2 separate regions of the Homo sapiens genome follow, and region 2 is linked to region 1. Evidence: read pairs that join two places in POLR2A ChIA-PET (ENCODE). Cell type or tissue: A673. All regions are shown on one strand. Each heading gives the region's core, and the rest is flanking DNA. Links, peaks and the distances in the headings are about the cores only. Region 1 overlaps MAML2 (mastermind like transcriptional coactivator 2). Region 2 overlaps MAML2 (mastermind like transcriptional coactivator 2).

What was found. Peaks named below come from ENCODE experiments on the same cell type or tissue, not always from the same donor. Only the 100,000 strongest peaks of a DNase experiment are listed, where the experiment ranks them.
Region 2: POLR2A ChIA-PET joins it to region 1 with 6 read pairs; 6 of 35 experiments call an interaction of 5 or more read pairs at or near these places.

Annotation. Positions count from the first base shown.
Region 1 is chr11:96,160,034-96,165,419 of GRCh38, reverse strand. The region is part of intron 1 of MAML2 (mastermind like transcriptional coactivator 2); the gene reads left to right. Among named protein-coding and RNA genes, the nearest start is that of MIR1260B, 180 kb to the left of the region's middle. In A673, for the core only: no CTCF peak of the experiment used is centred there; DNase peaks (open chromatin) are centred at 2,399 and 4,099; H3K4me3 peaks cover 668 bases; H3K27ac peaks cover 2,271 bases.
Region 2 is chr11:96,060,003-96,065,388 of GRCh38, reverse strand. All of the region lies in intron 2 of MAML2 (mastermind like transcriptional coactivator 2), which reads left to right. Among named protein-coding and RNA genes, the nearest start is that of MTMR2, 140 kb to the right of the region's middle. In A673, for the core only: no CTCF peak of the experiment used is centred there; a DNase peak (open chromatin) is centred at 3,048.

The DNA of each region.
Region 1 (5,386 bases), core at 234-5,233:
TAAGGTACAACTTTGGTTCTTAAAGTGTGTTTGCCAGACCAACACCATCAATGATATCTCCTGAAAACTTGTTAGAAATGCAAATTATGGATCTCTGCCCTAAAGCCACCACATCGGAAACTGGGATTAAGATTCAGCACTCTGTGTTTTAACAAGCCTTTCAAGGTGATTCTGATGCTCACTAAAGTTTAAGAACCACTTGCAAAAAAAAATATTCTTAATAAATTGCAACGTGTAGGGAAAAAAACACACTACAAAGCAATGTATAATGATGTGAGGTCAATTTATCTGAAAAATATTGTGCATATGCATGCCTAGAAGAAACAGTGGTGAGATATATTTGAAAAATTAACAGAATTTATCTACAGATGGTAGATAGATCTCTTTCGTTTTCTTCTGTATAATATTCTGTATTTTCCAAGTTTTCTATAATTGTTGTCTATTATTTATATAATGGAAAGTTCTTGCCCTTGAAAGTTCTGGCCACTAAGACATTTATGGAAATATATTGCACAAGTTCAATGAAGAGGAAAATAGAAAGGATGGGTGGGTTTCTCCCCTAATCAGTCCTGTTGGGAGGCTCATTGCCCTTGAAGCAGAATTTGACATTTTTTGTGCTTGCTTTACTTATGAAAGTGACACACTATCTGTCTTAAGCATTGTACATCAAAGGGTACATGGTCCGCGGTGCCCATCAGATCTTTGACCCTACTTTCTTTGAGATCACGATAGGGTGGTTTTTCTTCTTTTTTCTGTGTTGTGTTCAGGGATTTGTTGTATGTTGGCTTGTGCCTCCTGCTATGGAATAGGTGAGTTTGGGGCTTTGGCACAATCTGTATCACTCTAAAAAGAAGATCAAGAGCATGTTCTTCTTTCTTGGGAATTTCTTATAGAATCCTAAATAGCAACAGTATTATTGGTAAAATACTGGGATGGAAAAAACACTGGGTATATCAGGTGCCATAGGACTCTGTTACTACACTGTGTGATAGGGAAAAAAGGACAGGCCCAGGTTCCTTGTAACTAGTTCTGTAGCCTTGGGCAAATCTTTAGTATTCTCTGGGTCTTGCTTTCTTCACCTTTAAACTGAAAGAGTTGACAAGATGATCTCTGAAGTCCCTTTCAGCTCTGATTTCTATGCTTTTATGACTAGATTCACAGAGATAGACTGACCCATAACCAGAAGGCAATATAATGCTCTTTCATCTGTTTCCTGCAGCTTGGATTTGTGAAAGCGCAGTATTGGCTGGGCACGGTGGCTCATGCCTATAATCACAGCACTTTTGGAAGCTGAGGCAGGTGGATAACTTGAGGTCAGGAGTTCGAGACCAGCTTGGCCAACATGGTGAAATCCCCATCTTTACTAAAAATACCAAAAAAAAACAAAAAAAAATAGCCAGGCGTGGATGGGTACCTGTAGTCCCAGCTACTCAGGAGGCTGAGGTAGGAGAATCGCTTGAACCCGGGAGGCAGAGGTTGCAGTGAGCCGAGATCACACCATTGCACTCCCGCATGGGCAACAAGAGCAAAACTCCATCTCAAAAAAAAAAAAAAAAAGAAAGAGAGAAAGAAAGCTCAGTATTTCTTCAGAAGATAGAATATCCTTTAATGGGCTTCTGCCTGCTCTGGCAATGAAAATCTATTTTGAGATATTACCTCAGCAATATTATCAATACGAAGTGGTATTTGGTATTCAGGACCCTTCCAGAACAGTACCAAAGGTTTGGACAACCTACAGATAAAAATGATCATTGCTGAAAATGTAGAGAGAGACTAGATAGATGTCACAGGTCACTGGAGTAGGAACTATTTAGTGGAGAAGATGGAGTAGCTGTATAGGTCAGTTAGGAGACTTGGGTTCTAATCCTAGCCGTGACCTTGTCTAAGTACCTTGTCTTTCTCAGCTTCAGTTTTCTCATTTGAAATATTTCTGGTTGATCTCCAGGGTTATTTTGTTTGTGAAGATAATAAGAGCTTATGATTGGAAGAATGATATTGTGGGTATAAGATAGTTGACATACCTAAGGGAGTCTCCCAGGAAATAGCCACTGTAGACAAATAGAAAAGCTGGAAGAGTTGATAGAACTGGAAGGAGCCTCATCAACTCTACTGAAGGCCTGAATCATTTCTACAGCATCCAGCTTTTTTTTGACAGGGAATGAGAGATGAACACATACCTTGTCTGGGGCTGGCAACTGCCAACTTTTTCTTGAAGGGAGGGAAGTGTATACTTAAACTGCCGAGACAGTCTCGGGTTTGGGAAAGAGATTTCTGTTCATCTCTTTAAACTACGGAACGTTTATAGTGTGCACTCCACTGTAAAGGAAGCCCGTGAAGTTTGCTTGGCATAGGAGTAATGTGAGTAATGAAGTCTTGGCTCCAGCCAACATTCTAAAGCTGGGTTTTGCAAAAGTTGCAAATCCCCAGAGGAAATGCTGGAGCACAGAAGGCCTGCATATCATGGATTACACTAATCCAAGCAGGAAATGATAATGACATAGCTACACAAGCAGTGTTTTTCATGGCTAATTGGGAAGGATGGTCATTTAATCAAACTATGCCAGACTCCAGGCTTTTCGCATCTAGGGCAGCCTAGGAAAGAGCCCTCCTCAGACCCCCTTGTTCAGGGTAGTTAAGCTCAACTGTAAGTTCCATGAGGACAGGGACTTTATCTTTTTATTAACTTCCTTTTTTTTTTTTCTTTTTTTGAGACGGAGTTTTACTCTTTTGGCCCAGGCTGGAGTGCAAGGGCGCAATCTCGGCTCACCGAAACCTCCACCTCTCGGGTTCAAGCGATTCTCCTGCCTCAGCCTCCCGAGTAGCTGGGATTACCGGCATGCACCACCATGCCCGGCTAATTTCGTATTTTTAGTAGACAGGGTTTCTCCACGTGGGTCAGGCTGGTCTCCAACTCCCAACCTCAGGTGATCCGCCCGCCTCAGCCTCCCAAAGTGCTAGGATTACAGGTGTGAGCCACCGTGCCCAGCCTATCTTTTTATTAACCTCTAATACCTAAAACCTACTACAATTCCGGGAGCATAGCAATCGCTAGATCTGGTCTGGAAGATCTCTGAGTATCTAACTAGCTTTTTAATAAAATGCTTTGTTTTGTACCATGTCGAGGTACCAGGACTTGACTTTATGAGCCTCTTATGAATTAAAAAAAAAAAAAAAGTCAGACCTGATTCTGCATGTAAAGAACTGGATATGTTCATTGCAGAAAAAAAAAAAAAAAAAAAAAAAGTTAGATTGATAAAGTAAAATTAAGAGAATGCTTCCATGTGTGAGGTTATGTACATGCCCTTTAACTTTATTTTTCTTCTGTCTCTAACCAGACAGAGGCTGGGGTCTGGGATGTCTTCTCAGCATTTAAATGCTTCTTAATTTAAAACATGTTTTCAAGAGCTGAAAATGAATATGATGGCTGCATGGTATAGTAGAAGGGAGTAATGTGCTGAGGGCCTGAAGAGCTAGCTTTCAGCCCACAGGTACTGGCACCAACCTGTTGTAAGATCCAGCTTTCCTCCGCTGCAAAATGAAGGGCATCTATTGCCATGATTATATTTCCTAAACCAAAACTCATCGTCCAGTTCCTTATGATTTGGGAGACAGGAGGCAAACTGGGAGATATATCTGGAAGGTAAAATGTGGAAAGTTCCTGGACATGTTGATGCTGTGCAAACGGTGGAGTCGCATACGAACTCTATAGTTGTGGAGTAAACTCAGGACATAGGAATGCTGAACGTGAAACAAAACAATCTTAAATAAGATATAGAATAGACCCTGAGATCATGTTTTTATTGCCTCACATTCTTCTTTTGGCATGGAAGTAAATAATTCCAGTATCTGGAAGACAGTTGGAGGGTCAGCTGCACATCCCCCATTCTCAATCTCAAGTGACCTCCCTGCCAGTCTCTTAACATGCGACTTCCCCATCTGCTGGATCCCGAGATTCCTCTGTCCGTTTTACAGGGTAAAAAATGAACCTATTAAGAGACTGAAAAAGATCCGGGCTGTTCTGCTCAAGTAGTCATACTAGCAGGGAATGAGATTTATGAGATGAGGTAATAGACATACAAATAGAAAAATACATTCTAAAGGAACTTTTCCCTCAAATGCCTATTTCCTTTGTGATTGATTTGTGTGGGGGAGGCTGAGGAAATTTAATTCCCTTGCCTTCCCCACCACATTCCTCCCGTTTCAGGGTCTAAATGTTCCTAATTGCAGTACAGAGGCATCTTCTCAGAGAGCGGTCCTCAGGGACACTTCCCACTCTCCTCAGCTCTGCAGTTTCTAGTGGCTTCCTTCAGTGACATTCCTACTTTTCATTGACTCTTGAGATATTATATTAAAATGGAAGATTTATTCCCCTGGCAGAAATTGAGGTCACTGATATTCAGGGAAAGGTGCAGTGCCTCTCCAGTTATCCTGCAACTCTTTGTCAAACCCTGCAGAGTGATTAATAGGAAAGTGTTCGACAAGGGTCACTCGCAGAGGGCGGGGACTCTGGTTCAAACCACACTGTGTGCTCTCACCCAAGTGCGCACTTATAATCAATAATAGATACTGCAAGAGGACATACTGTGTAGCAAGCACAGGGCTACATAGATTCTATTCCTTATTTTATTGAATCCTCAAAACGAATCTTTAAATTGGGGAGTGTTAGTCCCTACTTTAAAAATCAGAAAACTGGGTTGGGCTCAGTGGCTCACGCTTGTAATTCCAGCACTTTGGGAAGCAGAGGCAGGCGGATCACCTGAGGTCAGGAGTTCGAGACCAGCCTGGCCAATATGGCAAAACCCCATATGTACTAAAAATAGAAAAATTAGCTGGACATAGTGGCAGGCGCCTGTAATCCCAGCTACTCAGGAGGCTGAGGCAGGAGAATCACTTGAACCCTGGAAGGGGAGGTTACAGGGAGCCGAGATCATGCCATTGCACTCCAGCCTGGGTGACAGAGTAAGACTCTGTCTCCAAAAAAAAAAAAAAAAATTGGAAAACTGAGACTTCGGTCAACCTATTTGCTAAAGGCCATAAAATTTGTAAGTATCACAGTTGGGTTCAAATCCAGCTTTCTGATTCGGAAGCCCATTCTGTCGGCCAGGTTCGAATGAGAATTCAGAATACCTTCCAAGGGAAGAGACGAAATAGGAGGCAACCTGAAGAGTGCATTGAAGAATAAAGGATCAGGGGCTCTTCCCCCGTGCCTTGATGTAAATAACTCTGTGAGATCATCTAAACATAAGCACCCCAGGGCTTTTTGTAGGCTCACAAGACACATCTCTTCTGCCTGGTTTCCTGCTGATTTAACATACAAGTGCTTATTAATCTCTTTCTATAGGGGAAAAGCACTGTGGCAGGCAAGAGAGATACAAAACTTATTAAA
Region 2 (5,386 bases), core at 259-5,258, 100 kb after region 1:
GAGAAAGGGAGAGAGTGCTGTATACCAGGACTGACACAGGAGATATTTTTTTAAAATCACATACTTTGCCCTGATATGCCATGGAAACTAACAATTGCTATCCTGGGTATATTACAAGAACTTCTCTCTATTTTTTTATATTTGCTTTGGAATAAATATTTGATAAAACGAGGGCAATTTTCATAGCAACTTTTCTTGAAGCTTTTTAAAATGTAATTAAGCATTTTAAAATCTATCAGATATATTCAGAACATTTCCCAAATTGTTTTCTTAAAGATCAATTTTGTTCAGATACTTTAGGTTCTGGGGAAAAGCTATTTTCTGTCCACTTTGACACAAAAACATTCCTTCTAGTTTTTTAAGAACACAGTACTTTGTTGAGATGTTGGCTTCTTGGTTTATGGCATGAATTCTAATCACTTTTAAACTTCTAACTTTTATTCTACACTTAGAGTTCAAGCAAAATGACAATGATCAAGTTTATAAAATATAAAACTTCTATATGAAAAGCGAGAAAAAATCAGTTGTTTCCAAGATTATGTTAACATTAATAATTAAAACCAATTGAAGATTTATTTTGTGCTAGGCACTGTTCTAAGCACTTTACATTGTTAGTTCCTTTCACCCTCACACGCTATTTTGAAGAAGATACTGTTACCCTCCACATTTTATGACACACTGAAGTGCATGTGGGTTAATTAACTTACACAAAATCATGCACTTGGTATAGTCCACAGTCTGAATATATTGCCCTCTACAAATATAATAGTGAACTTTATTATTCGTAGAAAAGAATACTGAGGTGGAAAGATCCCCAAAGATTTGCCAAAGATGCATAGCTATAAGGTCAGAGTAAGGACTTGAACTTAGTAACATCTGAATCCAAAGTTTGGGCTCTTCATATATACATATACAACTATTTTTCCACATTCGGACAAACTATCAGAATAACTTACATAAATGTTTTATCAAATGTTCCTTCTTAGAGAATCTGAGGGAACATTAGAAGTCCTCTTGTCTAATGAATATTTTCTAGAGGAGACATGACCAGTGAACTTATTATTTTCTAGAGCGGACTTGACCAATGGCCACCTAGCTTTTGCTTCCATCCATCTGCCCAGGAACACAGATGATCCATCCAGGAACACAGATGGTTCATTACTGAATCACCCTGCTGGTTGGGAATTTTCTTATATTGAGGTGCTGTGCTGTGACCTAATTTTATATTTTTCGTAATTTGTAGGGTAAATATTGCCGTGCTTAGGAGCCTTGGTACTAACCTGGCATTACACTGAATCATGTATCTTCAGGAAAATAGAGTTAGAAGGCACTGTACAACAACATCCTACAGCCAGCCAATCAGGAGGCTTGGAAATCTTAGGTAAAAGATGTCCTGGCCATTCTTGGCTTATTTTACAGACATGAACTCATCTCACTTCTAATCACACAGGGAGCATCTGAACAGAACTGAGGCCCTTGGTTGAACTCTAGTCCTGCAGACATCGTATCAACAGGCAAAAAAGAATATTTAGACTAAATTTGCAAATCAAATGCAATAACAGAGAGATTCTCAAACTGGAAGAAGCTGATATAGTCACAAGTTTTTACACTTTTTTGTTTTGTTTTGTTTTTAATGAGCATTTATTGGGTAGTTATTTGAGAAACAATATAGCTCCATAAAAAGCCATAGGCTTTGGAGTAAGCATCCCTCAGCTCATTTGGAGCTAGGTATCCTGGGCAATTAGCAACCTCTCTAAGATTTGATTGCCTCTTTTCTATAAATAGGAGTAATATTACATATTATGGGTAATAATGGGACTACTGTGATGATTTTGTAACATAATGTGTATAAAGTATTTAACATGCTCATCGATACATAGTTACTACTCAGTCCATGGTGGTTATTAATCATTCACTTAATCAAAAAATAAAATTTATTGAGTTCTTATATAGTAGAACCATGCATTCAAGCTACATGCCCCAGGCACTGTGGGTACAGTGCTAAAAAGGCAGAGACAGCCCCTAACTTCTCAGAACCTGCAGTCTAGCTGGGAAAACCAATACTGAGTGAGTAATAAAACAAAGAACAAGTTATGAGAGGGAGAAGCATAAAAGAGTGTGCAGATGCATAACTCTGAGGTTAAGGAAGGGGCCCCTACAGAAGATTGTGAACCCTGAGGACAGAGTCAGCAACAGAGGTGGAGATAGGTGTACAGCATGTCCCAGGCCAAGGAGCAATGCGTGCAAGGCCAAGAAGTGAGACAGCAGGAATGTACTGGGAAAGAAAAATCACCAAAGTGCCAGAGAGGTGGACAGAGGGGTGGACTGAGACGGGCACCAAATCATAAAAGACTTTGTATGAGTATAAGCCATACTAAAGAGTTTGTTTTGGGTTTTATCCTAAAATCAATGGGAAGCCATTGAAAAAGCTGTTATTAGGTTGGGGGGTTGGCAACATAATCATATTTGGCTTCAGTATAATAGAGATGAGTAAGACACAGTCCCTTGTCATCGAAACAATATAATCTCATGGCGGCAGAAGTTGAAGGGGTCACAGTTAAAGAAGGCTCAGGAACAAAAAATGTTCTTAGGTACAAAATTCTAGGTGAAATTTTTAAAAAGGGAGTGACCACATCTCTGTGATGTGACATTTGAAACAGATGTTAAAAATGGACTGGGCACCCTTTGGATAAGGAGAGCTGCTGGTGGGAAGGGGCGCTGCCTCCTGGATATCCTGTCTAAGAGGTAAAATTAGCAGGCATACTCTTAAAGTGCTCCCAGCTTTGTTAACTGGATTCTACATTTCCCTTCCTTCCACCACTCCATATTTCAGAATCCCTTTGAGAGAAAACTCTGCCACCCTTATTGTAGCCCCTAAAATCCACATTCTGTAAATTGTAAATCATTACCATGTGTATTTCCCTCCTCCACTGTTACAAGGTTATTTCCAGCTGGATGCCTATGTAAGCTTATAGCTTTGCAGAGCACTTCCTATACACCCCCTCCAGCTGTGAACTTTTTACCTGCACTTCACTGCAGTGTCTACATGCTTATTGAGAAGTTAAAACAGTACAGGAAATACTACATCATCTCACTGGCATTACCAGTTAAATCTCCTAATGTCTGGGCAATATGAGGTTGAGGCACTTATTATAAATGCCACATCACAGTTGTAGTAATTTTCTGTTTCCTTTGAGTCACTCCATGTAACACAAACCAAGGCAAAAAAAAAGTACCATACTCCAACCTTCCCTTTCAACTTATTTTATCTTAATTGATTAAATTTATCAGAAAAGACTACTAAAGTGGTAGAATGTTTTAAGATGATTAAAATCATCATTTTTTCTTTAAAATATGCACTTTTTTCTATAAATAATGCTTAAAGTGGAACTCGTCTCTCATAGTATGATAGTTTCGCATTTTGCTATGTGGTTTATATTCAGTGAAATGTCTATGCTGAACAAAGCTTTCACGTTAAACATCTGATTCACCTTACTTGGAATGTATATCTATGAGGTGTATTAAGAGTAAGCAGGATAAATTTAAGATACTTTCCCCTAACAGAAAGAAAAATTAAGATATTAAAAAAAAAGGAAAAGAAGAAGGGAAGAAGAAAAAGGAGGAAAGAAAAGGAAAAAGGAAAGTTTTGTTTGAAATGGAAATTTCTTATCTGAAAAAATTACTTTTGAAATTCTGAATTACGGGTTGTTATGCCTTTTATCTAGGAGGAAAGTGGCCTGTCTTGTAGGATTTGTGGATCTTCTGCTCTTTATTCATGTCATGACATTCTGATGTCAAAAATGGGCTGGTAGTAGGCACCTATATTCCAAGGAAGCAATTCTGATTTCTGGTTTCTCTCTATTTTAACAATTGATGCACTTAACAGGGAACCGTATTTATCTTCTCAAATTTATTTTCACCTTTATATTTTCCTCTCCTGAGACATTGTTCAGAAAAAGGAACCTGCATTGCATGGCTTTCCTGCCTCCAGCTCATTTCAAACAGCATTCAGTCACCTTCAGATGCACACACTGTCATGTGAACTTCTGTCCTTCACCCAACTGTTGAAATTGCACCATCTCTGCATCCAGAAAAGCCAGAGGGGAAGAATAATCCAAGCAGACTACTTCTGGTAATCAAAAGAATAACTGTCATTTTGCTTAAGACAAATTCACAGGATTTCTAAATGAATCCCTTATGTGAATATTTTCTTGGGAATTCGACAACCTGCAGAGAAGTTCCTTAAGGAGAAATCATAGAACAAACAATTATTGTTCCCGATCATCAGATACACAGGAGCACAGCTGCCCTTCATTTTGCTTTCTTTCATGTATGTGTCTGTTTATATTTCAGAGCCAGAATAACTTGGGGATTAAGAAAGCTCGTTCTAGGTCCACTTTCTCATCAGACCCAGAGATCACTAAACCTCTTGAGTTCTCAGTCTCTCTTTCTATGACATGGAAGAATGCTTCTTTAGACTGGCCTCATGAAAAACAAGTTATGTTTTTAAAAAAACAGAATTATATTATCCATTGAGCTACTGCTTTGTTACAGTATTAAAAGGAAGAACTCTTAGATCTCAGCCACAAGACTACCATCTAATAAACTAAAACTTGGCAGTGATTTTAAAGAGGTGATTTTATTGCCAAAGAACCCTAATTTTCTCCCAGGGAGTAGTAGCATTGAAATGGCACTTTGGTCTCCAAAAAGAAGGCCTCAGCTTTAACGAATTGCAGCACATTTGTACTCACAGAAGTGTGCTACCGTGCAATTTTCACTTAAATTCCCACTTTCTTCTCATTAGGTCTTTTCATTTAGATCTGGGGCCTCTGTGCATGCTTCAGTGTTTCTGTTATATTTGAAATGTCATAAAATAGATATGTGGGTGATTTTGTACTGGGCGATAACATAAATAGTGATCTTTTCTGGAAAAAAAAAAATAGAACAAATGGTCTAACAAGTCCGGATCCACGTATAGAGACATAGGGACAAAAAATTGTAAATTGAGGAAGTCATTTTAAATAACACAAGAATAGGTTCCAAATCAATTGAATCCTGTTTGGTATATTAGAAACATCACTGGTTTACTGTACTGTAAAATTTACTAGTTTTTCTGAAAAGCTTAACTGCATGTTTTGTCTACTTAAAATGGTGCCAGAAAATTTAATCATACATTTCTTTAGTTATTGCATTTATAACCTTACAAAACGATTTTCAACTTGAACACATAAAGTTCTTGCCTCACTTTACCATAACAGCTTCTACCACATGAAGCTCTTATTCCTTCATGCCTTTGTGCTGTTCCCTGGACCTGAAGTACTCTTCCTCTTCCCTCTTGGCTTTATTCAACCAACTAGACCCACTAGCTTATTGAACATCTTCGCCT